Linked DNA regions of Homo sapiens: region 1 is linked to region 2. A link is a contact called in ENCODE Hi-C data. All regions are on one chromosome and are shown on one strand. Each heading gives the region's core, a stretch centred on a gene start or an enhancer-like site at or near the end of the contact. The rest is flanking DNA. Distances are from core to core; before and after follow the strand shown.

Region 1 (6,054 bases), core at 2,699-5,198, 8.5 Mb after region 2:
TTCTGAACACAATATGAGTCTCAGCCCAACTTCCCTTGTGGCTGGATAGAGAGGCTGCAGGGCACATGGAGTCTGTTCACACACTGCTTTATGTTCACATGTGGTGGACAGTGAAGTGTATTCTAGAAAATGCTTTTAGTTATGCCACCTGCAATGGAGTAATCTCCTTCATGACAACCCTCCAAAGCAATCCAAGTTCATTCCCAGAAACCGGTTAAGTCGCTTTATATTTACATAACTAGAAATCACAAACAATGCTATATTTTATTCTATCTTAATTCCTGTTGTATACTTCATGTATGTAACAGCTTTGTTTCCCTGTCCTGGAATATCCAGCCAAACAGCCACACTGGATTTCAGGAACCAAGAACTCACCCTGATGCTCTTGTAGAGTGGTCAAGTTACCAGGCATTGATAGGATTGCAGTTGAACCTCTCTCTTTAGGTGTCACATTATCCCTCATTCCTCAGGTTTTTAAATCTGCTAGATGGGCCGCAAGCCTGTTTCCGAGATTGGTTGTATGAGATGCAGTGGATGTTGCCAGAAAGTTGTAATAAATAGGATAAAAATATGAGTTCTGTTCTGAATTTGCTATCCTTACTAAAGCCTAATGTTTGCTCATCTTTAGAGATAATGCTAGCCATTCTAGCACAGCCTCGTGGGTAGAAGTCACCTCAACCTATATGATGCAGGAAACCCACCTAAACCATACATGGCAAATGGTTATCTCCATTACTTTTAAAGAACTCTAGGAAAGGGAAATCTATAATATCTCTTAGTAGCTTAACAACTCTCACCGTCAATAAATAATTTGTTATATGCCTTTATAAACTTTTCTTGTTGCAACCTAAGGCCAGATCCTTTTGTTGGGTCCTCAGAGGTAATGGAGAACAGCTAGCCACCATCTTCCAAATGAGAGCCCTTCATCAACTCAGATTGCTAGCAGGAGACCTTTAGCCTTTTTCCCCATAATGAGCATTCTCCCTCTCCCTGTGGTGTCCAATTGCCAAGCCTTTAATCATTTGTTCTCACTTTTTTCACTTTCTTGTATACCTACTAATGTATGGGCACTTACAATGAAGTATCAATGAAAGTGAAACGTTGCTTTTATATTTCTCTTGGTGGAGAAAAACAAAGCTATTCCTTCCTGTATCACCTCCTCCCCAGTACCCACAGAAAAAGACACAAATCCTTTTGTTTCCACTTGAGCTTGTTGTGCAACTTCTGAGTTAAGGAAAGCACTGCCTTTCCCAGGGTAAGAGGGTACAGGCAAAACAGTAAGCAAATTAAAGACTAGAACATGAAGTGGTAAGAAAGGGAGTCAGTGACTTAACAGCTGCTGAGGGAAACATGCCTGCAAGACTGCTGGTTTAGGACTGGTCTGTGAAGAGCAGCTTTCTTGGCACTGGTGTTGGCAAAGGAACGTGAACAGGCCTTTCTCCTCACGCCCCCAGACAGTGTGCATTGTCTTCCTGCCAATCCTGTTACAAATACATCTTACTCAGAGTTGAGACTTCCCTAGGAAATGAATGAGATATGCAGGCATATGTTTCCAGTGGGTAAATAGAGTCCTGCTCCAGAGAAACGTGTTGGACCGATGTGACTCCTTATATCAAGTTGGGTATATAAGCAGCCTGACCATGCTAGATCTTTCTGTTTCAGACAAAGCTTCAAAAAAAAAAAAAAATACTGCTACTCCCCAAACATTTCTCTCCTCATGTTCTGCTACCTGTCTCCCTCAGGGGTTTCTTCTCCTCTGGCTATCTCCATTATGAGAAGTGCTCTGAGTTCTCCTGTGCCTGAAATCATCTCATGATGTACTCACTCATCTTGGTGACTCTAAGAAGATCTCTCTTTTGACTTGTGTCTTTTATTTCAAATTCCTCAGATTTCATGTTTGCTGAACTTCTTTCTGGGCCTTCTTCTTCCTTCCCTCCTTTTTTAGTTTGGGGTAGAAAGACCAGCAAAACTGTGTTGGGTGAGTTTATGTGTTTATTTGCATCTCTCCATCCAGAGGTGGGAATGCTCACAAGCAGGTAAGGCATTAAAAGGCAGGAAGCCAGAGACTAAGTGGAGAGAAAGGACTAACTGAGCAATTGATAACTTTGAAATGATCAACTCTAAATAAATATATTTGACCATGCAGAGACAAAGAGAGCTCATAAAAAGAACCTCCACATCAGGCCCTGGGCTATTTCCTTTCTCCAGAGTTTGAGACTGGAAAGGTAGGAACTGGAATAACCTCCCCAAATTTCATATGAGCTTCTCTCTCCTTCCCTCTCCCCAAGATGCTGCTCCTTGAGCTCCCCATCTATCCTATGATTTTAAAAGTGAGGTACCAATGAGAGATCTTCATCTCAGTTCTTATTCTGGCTAGACAGGTGCCATCATCTTCAGTGATAAGCTGGTTGGCTACGAGTTCTATCTCACACTCTCAGCTGGTTAGAAACTACCCCTATCAAGATCCCTGGCAAGACATTGTTAAGCCCTAAACCCCAGCCCTGTTATTGTTGCCCATTAGTCTCTCCACTCCATTGTATAAGCTGGGAATAAAATGTCACCACAGCTGACCACTTCTATTGAGTGAATCTGGCCCATATGGGAAGAAGATGGGCTGATTGCTTTTCCAATCACTTCAGAGAAGTTGAGAGGCAGCATGGTATATCAAGAATGTTTGTCTCAACAGAATCACTTTCAATGCTTGTTCAGAATCACTTTCAATGCTTGTTCAAAATGCAGACTATGTCACCCCCTCCTTGATTCACTGAATTCGAATTTATGGGAATTCATATTGTTAAAAATCCTCAATTTATTCTAATGGGAACTAATGATTGAGGAATACTGTTTTAGTGGAAAAGTCACAATTTTGGAATCAGATCAGAGACAGAGTCCTGAGGTCTGCCCCTTACAGGCTATATGCACATAAAAAGATCACTTAAAACCTCTGAGTTTTGGTTTCATTTATAAAATGGAAATGATTAAGCATAAAATTCAAGTGAAACATCTGCACTATACCTAACACCAGAGTAGGTATCAATTCTCTCCCTTTCTACCAGAAAAGACCCTATTCTCTCATAAGTAATGGAAAAGACTTGAAACCACCTAAGATTTAGAACATCTCTCCTTTCCCCTTTCTCTCCCCACAACCACTCCATGGGTGATTTTTCCTCACCCCTAGGCTTCATTCTATTTTCAGTTCCCCACCACAAAATGAAACCACTTGGCCAAGTGTTCTTTGCAAGAATGGATTTATAGTTTAAGTATTTCAGGTTCTTCTGGAAATTGTCATGCCTTGGCACATAGTAGGAACTCATAAATATTTACCAAATGGATGCATTCTTTTATTTCCAGCCTGAGAGGCCTCAATATTTGCATTTCAGTTTAACTTCATTACCCCATTTCCGTCGCATAACCCCTTAGATTTAGGCAAATCCAGGAGATCAACCTACCACATTAGCAAACCGGATCCATTTTTACTTGTATAGACAGGTCATAACAAAATCACTCTCTCCACTCCCAGAAACAGGCACTTCATCTCCTCAGGTTACCAACTCCCCTGGGGAAACCAACTAGCACTTAACCCTTAGGTCCTCAAATCTTGTCAATATGAAATAGGAATCCAGCCCTGATTCATCTTAGCCTCTGTGCAAACAACGGACTATGAAGAAATAAAAAAGCACCAGGCTGCCCTCGGGTAGAAAACGGCTTCTCTGAGCTTTGAGATGAAAGGACAGGAAACCTGAGAAAGGAAGGGGAGAAGGGGGGGCTGAGCAAGGGGAGAGCAAAGCAGTTTCTTATCCAGCTGTTTGAATTGCATTTGGCCCAAGTTGCATATTTACCTTCTGACCACGAAGGCTGACTGACTTGTTCCCTCTCTTCAGGCTCAGATCTCAGAAACAACTTCTCCTTACAGCTTGTTAGACAAGGATGGGAATACTAGCTGCCCTTTGCAGTGATGCCTGAAAACCTTGCTTTACCTTTGGGAGAAAGGGGCGGAGTCCAACCTAATGGGGATTAACTCCAAACACGCTGGAGGCTTCAAACCCAGCCTCAGACATACAGGCACTTGAAATAGAAAGTAGCTTAGTGGGCACAGAGTCCCCAAACCTCCAACCTCACAGCGGACAAAGCAGCTCTGTGTGTGTGTGTGTGTGTGTGCGCGCGCGCGCGCGCGCGCGCGTGTGTGTGTATGTGTGTCCGCGCGAGCGCGCGCGCATGCGCGCAGGCATGCCCGCGCTTGAACTGCGTTATCTTACTTCCTCACTTGCTGCCCAAAAGCCTGCTGAGGAACAGAGATTTTCTCTAATTTTCCTCCAATGCCCTAGATAATCTCTACCATGGTAGGTAGCAGACCCATGTGGCTAGAAGTGACTGAGAGAACACATGCCTAAATAGAATAAGACAGAACAACCTCTTCTCCCCAAACTGATTTCCATTGCCTGATGGGGAAGATGCTCCAGCAGAGCAATCTTTGGCTCCAAGATGTAATGAGCTTACATTTCAGAATTTGTGGAAATCATACATTGAAAGGAATAACTAATATATTTTTATAGTAATAATACAATCAAAAGTCAGTGTTTAATTTATCCCAGTGCACTAATAACTGCTACTCTGCTTGGGAAAAGAGCTGAGTGGTCTGGAGATGAATGGAGCTTTGCCTGATGTTCTACTCCAACCCGATGTCATATTTCCCACCTGTGAATGTCCCTGACACTTCATATTTGGGGAAACTTATTATCTTCTACCTAGTATCATTATTATTATTATTATTTTCGTACATGTCTCTTTTCCCCTCCTAGATGGCCTGTGAATGGGGAACTTTGCTGAACAAATCCAAATGATTTAGAAGGAAGAATGGTTACATTAACAGAGCACACTGGACTGATCCAAAGTATCCATGCTTCTCTGATGGCCCAGTTCCCTCACCAGAATGCTACAAAGGTGATTAGGCCTATTTTCTAGCATGTTGTGGCAATAATTCAAAATATGACCGTAAATTAACATATTAATTGTACCGTGATTATTTAATGAACTTACAAAGTTTCTCCTGCCTTCTGTGTATACCACCTGTGTCCTGCCTTTTATCAGTGATATGATCCTATATTCATGCATGTATTTGTCTATCTAGCAACTTTCCATCAGCAATTTTTACCGTTTTGTTCTACAACACAGTGATAAATCCATTCCCATCTGTAATCATGGCTTACTGAGGCCATCATGTTTCTGGGGGAAGCACAGATGACTCCTTAGGTGGAATGTTAGACTTTTGGCAGTGTAAGCCCCCCAACTAAGTTTTATAACCTCCCAGCTGTCATTCCCTTAAGAACCATTGCTTCAGACATAGGATTATGTAAAAAGAAATGTTAGGCCCTCCTTCATTAAATATAGGTTAATATTAACTGACACGTAGTAACTGTGTGAGATACGGCTGAAAATGTTGACATATAAAAAATAGATGATCCCCACTCTATGCACAGCAGTAAATATTGCCCTTTGCTTAGTGACTACACCTGTCATTTGGGGAACCTATCATTATTTGAAACTCTAAGAAGAATACCATTTTACTTTCCTCTTTTATCCTCTTTTCTCTATAGACACTTAAGTGTATAATAAATAATAATCTAATTTATTGGACAAAATTTTATTTCCTGTTCTTAACAGTTGAACGCTCTCTCAGAAAAAAATTGCTTGCATCTTGTGGCTCTTGATATGTTTTCAATTAAAAATGCTCTTCAGCCTTGCTTTCGTAAGATTATGTGGAAAGGCTTGAGAAAGGAACACTTCTTGTAATGTATTTAGGGGACAGGATGGTGCTAAAATGGGTATTGGAAAGGAAACTAGGGAATACCTAAATCCTGCCTTCAATCAGTCTGGAATAAGAGATTCTGCAAGGGTAAGATATGGGTAACAGGTGATTCTGATATATACCCCCATCCCCATCCTTCATTTGCCAAACACTGTTGTATACAATAGCATTTCCCAAATGAGATGAACACCCCCACAGCATTTTGCAGTCTAGACAAGGGGTCAGCAAGCCGGAGACTGTGCATGCCA
Region 2 (6,549 bases), core at 1,085-3,584:
GTGCACAAACTTTTTTACAAAGTCAGTGTAATGTGGTATATATGATGAAACAAAACTGCCCTAGAAACGTGAACATACTACTGACTGGCAAGCATATGCTCTTGGCCTTCGGCTTGTAAGTATGTCTTGGGGTTGACTCCACTTTCCCATCACTTTATTCTCTTCAGACTACTGCAACCCTTCATTTGTTTAGGAAGATGCCAAGTATGAGGTGCACCTCATTTGTCTTCTCACAGGATCATGACAATTAAAGTAGTATTATCTTATGCTAATTCATTGTGAAAATAAACTCAAATACATGTCCTAATCATGTGGCAGCAGTTAGTTATCATGTGGTCATACAGATACTTCAGAATATGCTTAAACACAAAAGTAAAACACATACTTGTAGAAACCTCACAGACTCTCTCATTAGACTCCGCTTTAAAAAAACACCCACCTCTTATAGTATGTGTAAAAGGTATATATATTTAAATTAGACCACCAGGCACAGTAGCTCCACCTGTAATCCCAGCACTTTAGGAGACTGAGTTGGGTCAATCACTTGAGGTCAGGAGTTCGAAACCAGCCTGGCAAACATGGCAAAACCCGTCTCTACTAAAAATACAAAAAATAGCCAGGTGTCGTGGCACATGCCTGTAATCCCAGCTACTCAGGAGGCTGAGGCAGGAGAATAGCTTGAACCCGGGAGGTGGGGGTTGCAGTTAGCCAAGATCGCCCCAATACACTCTAGCCTGAGCGACAGAGCAAGACTCTGTCTCAAAAAAATATAAAATAAAATAAAATAAAATAGACTATTTCGTTAGCTTCTTATTAACAGTTCCTGGTGCTATTACCTGAGTGCCTGCATTATCATGCAGCACTTGACTCTTGTTTCATTTGGATAATCAAGTCTCTTGTTTTTGGGGACTAAGCCATGGCCCATTCAGCCTCACTGGCCTCAGACCCCTGGGGATTGGTGCATTAGGGACCATAGAACAAACCATCATCAGCCTCACTTCCACAAGTTTTAAATTGGTCAGCCTCATTAGATATTAATGAATGATTCATTTTGAAAGCCACATACACAATGCAACACACCTTCTTGCAATCTCAATGAAAGAAAGCCGGCATGCTCAACAGTCAAACAACCAAGTAACTGAAGCAAGATAATGTATACATTTTAAAGGCACGTTGGAGAAGCTGTTTTCACTATAAGTTGCATTGGTAGGGCAAGGCACAGAGTTTAATACTGAATGGGGCTTGTTTTAGTGACAACCCCCCACTTCTCCTGCCCTCTTTCTCTTCTTCCTCCTGCCTTCTTTCATTTTTCCCCTCCTTTCCGCCTATTTAAGTTCTATGCTTTCCTGAAGGATCAATGTAGTTTCTTCATAAATATAGTTAATGCAAAGAATTGCTTTTATTGAAGAATTATGCTCTTATATGAAAATGTGCTTCCTTTTATAAAATAATATTAGGTAGTTTTAAAAATTGTCTTCTTTGGGCAAAGTAAGAAATTAGTAATCTTGGGGTTTCCTCTATTTTTTTTTAATCTTACGCATCCAAGAACAGGAATCACTTGCCCAGAATATAGAGAAGAGAGATGAGATAAACAGCAAAGTACACTATATAACACCTAACAAGTTGATTCAAGTTGAACAAGTTAAGCTCCATAATATATTTTCTACGGGAGGGAGGGGGCAAATTAGCAGGTGTGCCTTAGTCTCCTTTGGGAGTCAGGGAAGGCTTCACTGAGGAGATAACGTTTGAGCTGGAGTTTGAAGGATTAGCAGGGGAGAAATGGCAGGGCATTCCAAGCAGGGTGCCTATGAGCAAAAGGCGCAAAGCACAAAAGAGTACGACGTGTCCAGCAGCTCTGAGTAGGCGAGTGGCTGCAGCGTAGGGTTCTTGGAGTTAGGTGATCAAGGGTGAGGAAGGGACTATTTTCCCTGCTTGGACGATTTCTCCTACACCTCATTGCACGGTGCTGGGCACACACTGCAGGAGCTCAATAAATACTTGTTGAATTGGGACAGAATGAAAGAGTGCGCTGGGAACCAGGGCATCTGGATGTTTTCTCACGCACCCGCAGTGTGACCTTGGCCAAGTCCCTTTTCTGGGACTGCGGTTCCTGCTTAGTAGTCGAGTACGAGTGAGAAAGCGGAGGAGGAGGTTGGCCAGAGGCGCCTAGCCTTTCTAGCGGCCTGAATCCCTGATTCGATGCGTAGAGGGCGGGGCGGGCCGCTTGGGGCCGCGGCGGGCGGAGGTTCAGTTCCTCCTCCGGTCCAGCAGGGGGCACGGGGAGTGGCTTCCCGCCGCCCTTCCCCTCCTTGCGGGCGCCGGGCAGACTGCTGCAGTCGCAAGCGGCGAGCGCAGTGGGCGGGGCGGGCCTGGCCGGGCCGGGCGGCGGCGCTGCGCTGACGGGCTGAGTCTGGCGGCGGCGGAAGCTGCAGAGGCCACCGGGGCGCTAACTGGGTGGCCGGTGGGCCGCTGTGGCCTCGAGCAGCCTCTTCGCGCGGCCCCGCACCCCGGCAAGCAGCAGCGGGCCGCGACGCCCAGCCTGCCAGTGAGCTGCGACGGGCACACCCCGGAGCGTCGGCGACTGCGGACAGGTTAGAGTGGGGGCAGGGGCGGGCGCGGGAGCAGCCCAGGGCCAGAGAGGGAGCCCGAGCCAGGCCATCTCCAACCATGTCCGACGAGGCCTCGGCCATCACTTCCTACGAGAAGTTTCTAACCCCCGAGGAGCCCTTCCCACTCCTGGGACCTCCTCGCGGGGTGGGCACCTGCCCGAGCGAGGAGCCGGGCTGCCTGGACATCAGCGACTTCGGCTGCCAGCTGTCCTCCTGCCATCGCACCGACCCGCTCCACCGCTTCCACACCAACAGGTACGAACTGCACCTGAGGGCAGGGGTGGATTTTCCACTTCTGGTCGCCCCCCGCTCCTGATCCTTCGTCCCGGGCTGCGCTTCCAGTCGCCCCCTCCCCCACCTGCTTTCGACCAGCGCTCATTCCCGGCCTCCTTCCCTGCCCCCCCTCCCTATTTTCACCCCTGCCCTCCTATTTTCCTTTCGACCGGCGTTTTACTCTCTTTTCCTCATTCATATTCTGGCTATAGCGACTCCTCCCTTCCCTACCTTCTCCCTCCCTTGCTTCCCTTCCCTCCCCCCATCTGTACCCTACGAATCCCAAACCCCCACCCTTGATTTTTAGATACGCCCCTGTTTGCATCCATCTGCAAAAGTTTAACCCCTTCCATTTCCGGTACGCTGTAGAGGAATTTGGATGGCTCAAGATCAATCCATAGATCTTTTGAAAAGTGGCGTTGAAAGGTGGAACATTTAAAGCTAGAAGCTTCATTTTCCCTATTTTTAATCTGTCTCACAGTCCTGTTCCCCCCGCCGCCACCACCCCTACCCCATTTTTTTTTTTAGTTGAGCGCTAGGAAACTAGTCGATTCTCTCTTTTTTTCCTCCTCCTTTATTAACTGTTTGCCTTAGCGCTTTAGGCTCTGCCAAAATTGGTAAGCTTAAATCTGGAGGATTCCTTCATATGACATATCCCTTGGTTTCCTTCCCCTTTGAAGAGACAGAGTAAGGCTTAGGATGGACTGACTTACACAAATTTATTCAGAGGGTGTATCTCCTCCTAACTGATTTCAGTAGAAGGTAGTGTTCTGGAGACTTCTCTCATGCAAGCATTTACGTGTTAGATCAAATCTTGGGGGGTGGGTTGAAGACGTTCTAGATACAGCCTCAAGTTTTAACATAGGTGGATATTTGAGATACATATACAAAGGGCTGGGGGGGTGTGTGGTTAAGGCTCTAGGAGAGGGGTTCAGCTATGGAAAATACTGGAGATAAATTAAGAAATCTAGTTCTGACTTCTGATCCAAGTTTATGATGTGAGTTTGATCAAATTCTTCCATATTTTAATGTCTTTAGCATATTTCTCCCCTCCCTTCCCTTAAATCAGTCTGTAGATTGAATGAGCTTCTACCAGATACAAGGAATGTGTAAAAGATGTTTCTTACATAAATGAAAGTTATAGTCTATGGAAACAAGGTGTTATAGTTAAATAATCAGAATATCAGTATAACACATCTCAAAAGGAAGTGGCAGTAAATTTATTATGACTACTCTAAATCGTCATTGCAAAAAATGAAGAAACAGGCCCAGAAAGAAAAGATTGAGTTCAAGGTCATAAAACCTAGTCAAGCAAATCCAAGACTATTCCTTTGAAGCCAATGATTAAACTTGGAGCAGAACTAATTGATCCAGTGTTACAAATAGAACTTATGGTTTCCTAGACCAACTCACAGAAGCCTATTTAACCCCTGATGTCACTGTAATGTGAATGTAACATATTCATGAAATCAAGTGTGCTTAGGGTTATTTATGTTGAAAAATAATGTAAAAGAATACCTTTGTACATATTTGGCATTTAAGTTTTGCAGCCTTGGAGCAAGTCACATACCCAGGAAAGTTAAATAATTTCAGAATGATCCTGCTGTGATGATGAGGGCAAGGGAGTGAGGGCAGAGGCTGTGGGTAAGTACTGCCAAAACTGGGTAGAGGTGATGGGGAGTGAAGTTATGAGAATAATATGTTTCTTACAACTTGTTCTGTTCCTTCCTCCTCCCCGTTTTTTCCTGTGTTTTCTTTCCCTTAAAGACTGTGGTGAGGTCAGGACTGTTTTTCAATGGGGCAGTGAGGAGGGGAGAAGGAGGTTCTTTGCAAGCCCCAGTTTTTCCAAGTCAAGCATTTTTCCTAGTTACTGCTTGCTTTTTTTTTTTTTTTTTTTAACTTCCCTCTCCTACCCTACTTTTCGCAAGGCTTGGCATGGTGGCAGGGGTTCTAATGCTCTGTATCCTTTTCAGCAGAGAGTAGGGGAAGCAAAATTAGCGATATTCACAGCACATGATGTTTCTGTCCTAGGCTACCTTGCCTTTTAAATGTATTATCCTTCTGCAATGTTCTGCTTTCTTACCCCTCCTCAAGATGGTGCTTGAGAGGACCATAGGCTTCCAGCCATTTCTTTTCAGGGAGAAGCACACAGCTAAATCATATATCGGGCAAAGTTTAGGGAGTTCTTTTATTTTGGAGTTGTATGTGTCACTTTTTTCCTTCACATCACATCATTTGTCAATTCAGGCAACAACCCAAAAATCAGATTTCAAATAGTTGAGTGCTGAAATTCTGCCTTGGGTTTAGTGATTGTAAAACAAATTTTCATTGGAAGTAGGAAGCTTGTTAATTGGTAGATATTTGACTTAACCTTAATTTTGCTTCCTTCTTGGTACCTGATAAGAAAAATGTGGAGATTTTAAAAATAATGCACTTGATAAGGACCTTATGATTATGACAATTTTGTGCCTACTCATTTACTGGATTCTGGGCTATATTTGCAATTTTCATTAACAAAGACAGTCACAGCACTAACAGTCCCTGAGGTTGAATGGTTGCAATATTCAGATTTTTTTTTTTCTTTAAAGACAGAGTCCTGCTCTGTCATCCAGGCTAGAGTGCAGTTGCACAATCTTGGCTTAGGGCAACCTCCGCCTCCTGGGTTCGAGCGATTCTCCTGCCTCAGCCTTCTGAGTAGCTGGGACTATAGGCGTGTACCACTATGCCTGGCTAATTTTTATATTTTTAGTAGAGACAGGGTTTCACCATGTTGGCCAGGCTGATCTTGAACTCCAGACCTCAGGTGGTCCACCCACGTTGGCCTCCCAAAGTGCTGGGATTACAGGTGTGAGCCACCGCGCCCGGCCCAGTATTCAAATTAAAGTCATTTGTGATGTAGGTTGGTATGTCACTGGTCTAGGTTCAGTAGAAAATACATTACATGGACACAGCCAGTTTCCTAAGCATTCATACCTTAAGACCTACATGGATTGGTCTAGAATTTTAGGAAAATAGAATAAATTTCAATAAGCCAAAAAAGTGAATGAATTTTTTAAAAATGTGAAATGTCAGTGTGGAACATATGTAGTGTTTAAGACATTTTCTTTGGTTTTGGGGGCAGTGATTTTCTGATGTAAATGGAGGTTTTCTCTTAGCACTTCCAAACTATTGCATAAATCTTTTACTCAGTTATGTGATTTTAGAGCTCCGTTTTCAATCACCATTAACCAGAAAAACCTAAAGACTATTGTGTGCCTTTGGTAACACCCATAGTTTTCCTATCTAGATACAGAATTAGAGGTGCAGAAGAGCTGTGGGTTGCAGGTGGGAGAACCATGTTGGAGGAATTTGGTTTGGGGACTTGCTGAGACAAGTTGAAAATGGGGGGTTAGGATTTGGAGAAATATCCAAGCTAGAAATACAGATTTGGGAGTAATCAGTAGAAGTCCGTGACGTGATAGAAGTGGAACTACAGGTTACAAAGGTTGAGAGAGTGGAAGGTTTTCAATAAATTTAGCAGGGAAAGAAAGGAGAAGGGGAGATGTTGTGAGAATTTGAAAGGGAAATAAAGGTTTCTTTTTTTCTTTTTTTAACTTCATTTAGTTTTTCTTTTCCAAGAATAGAGATGTTAGCTCCTTAGAAGCAGGCCACAGGAAAGGGAGAAATT

Evidence for each region. A loop is a pair of places that touch in the nucleus more often than their neighbours do. Pooled maps may share reads with other maps.
Region 1: a loop to region 2 is called in a pooled map, with 5 times the contacts of the local background. The contact joins the promoter of LHFPL1 here to the promoter of FAM199X in region 2. A Hi-C loop is called at or near these places in 1 of 50 pooled maps.

What each region holds. Positions count from the first base shown.
Region 1 is chrX:112,675,990-112,682,043 of GRCh38, forward strand. LHFPL1 (LHFPL tetraspan subfamily member 1) reads right to left here and starts at 3,949. Exons shown (of 4, transcript NM_178175.4): 1 at 3,840-3,949.
Region 2 is chrX:104,164,119-104,170,667 of GRCh38, forward strand. FAM199X (family with sequence similarity 199, X-linked) reads left to right here and starts at 2,335. Exons shown (of 6, transcript NM_207318.4): 1 at 2,335-2,864. The coding sequence starts at 2,668. RefSeq lists a silencer at 2,123-2,612 and an enhancer at 2,177-2,677.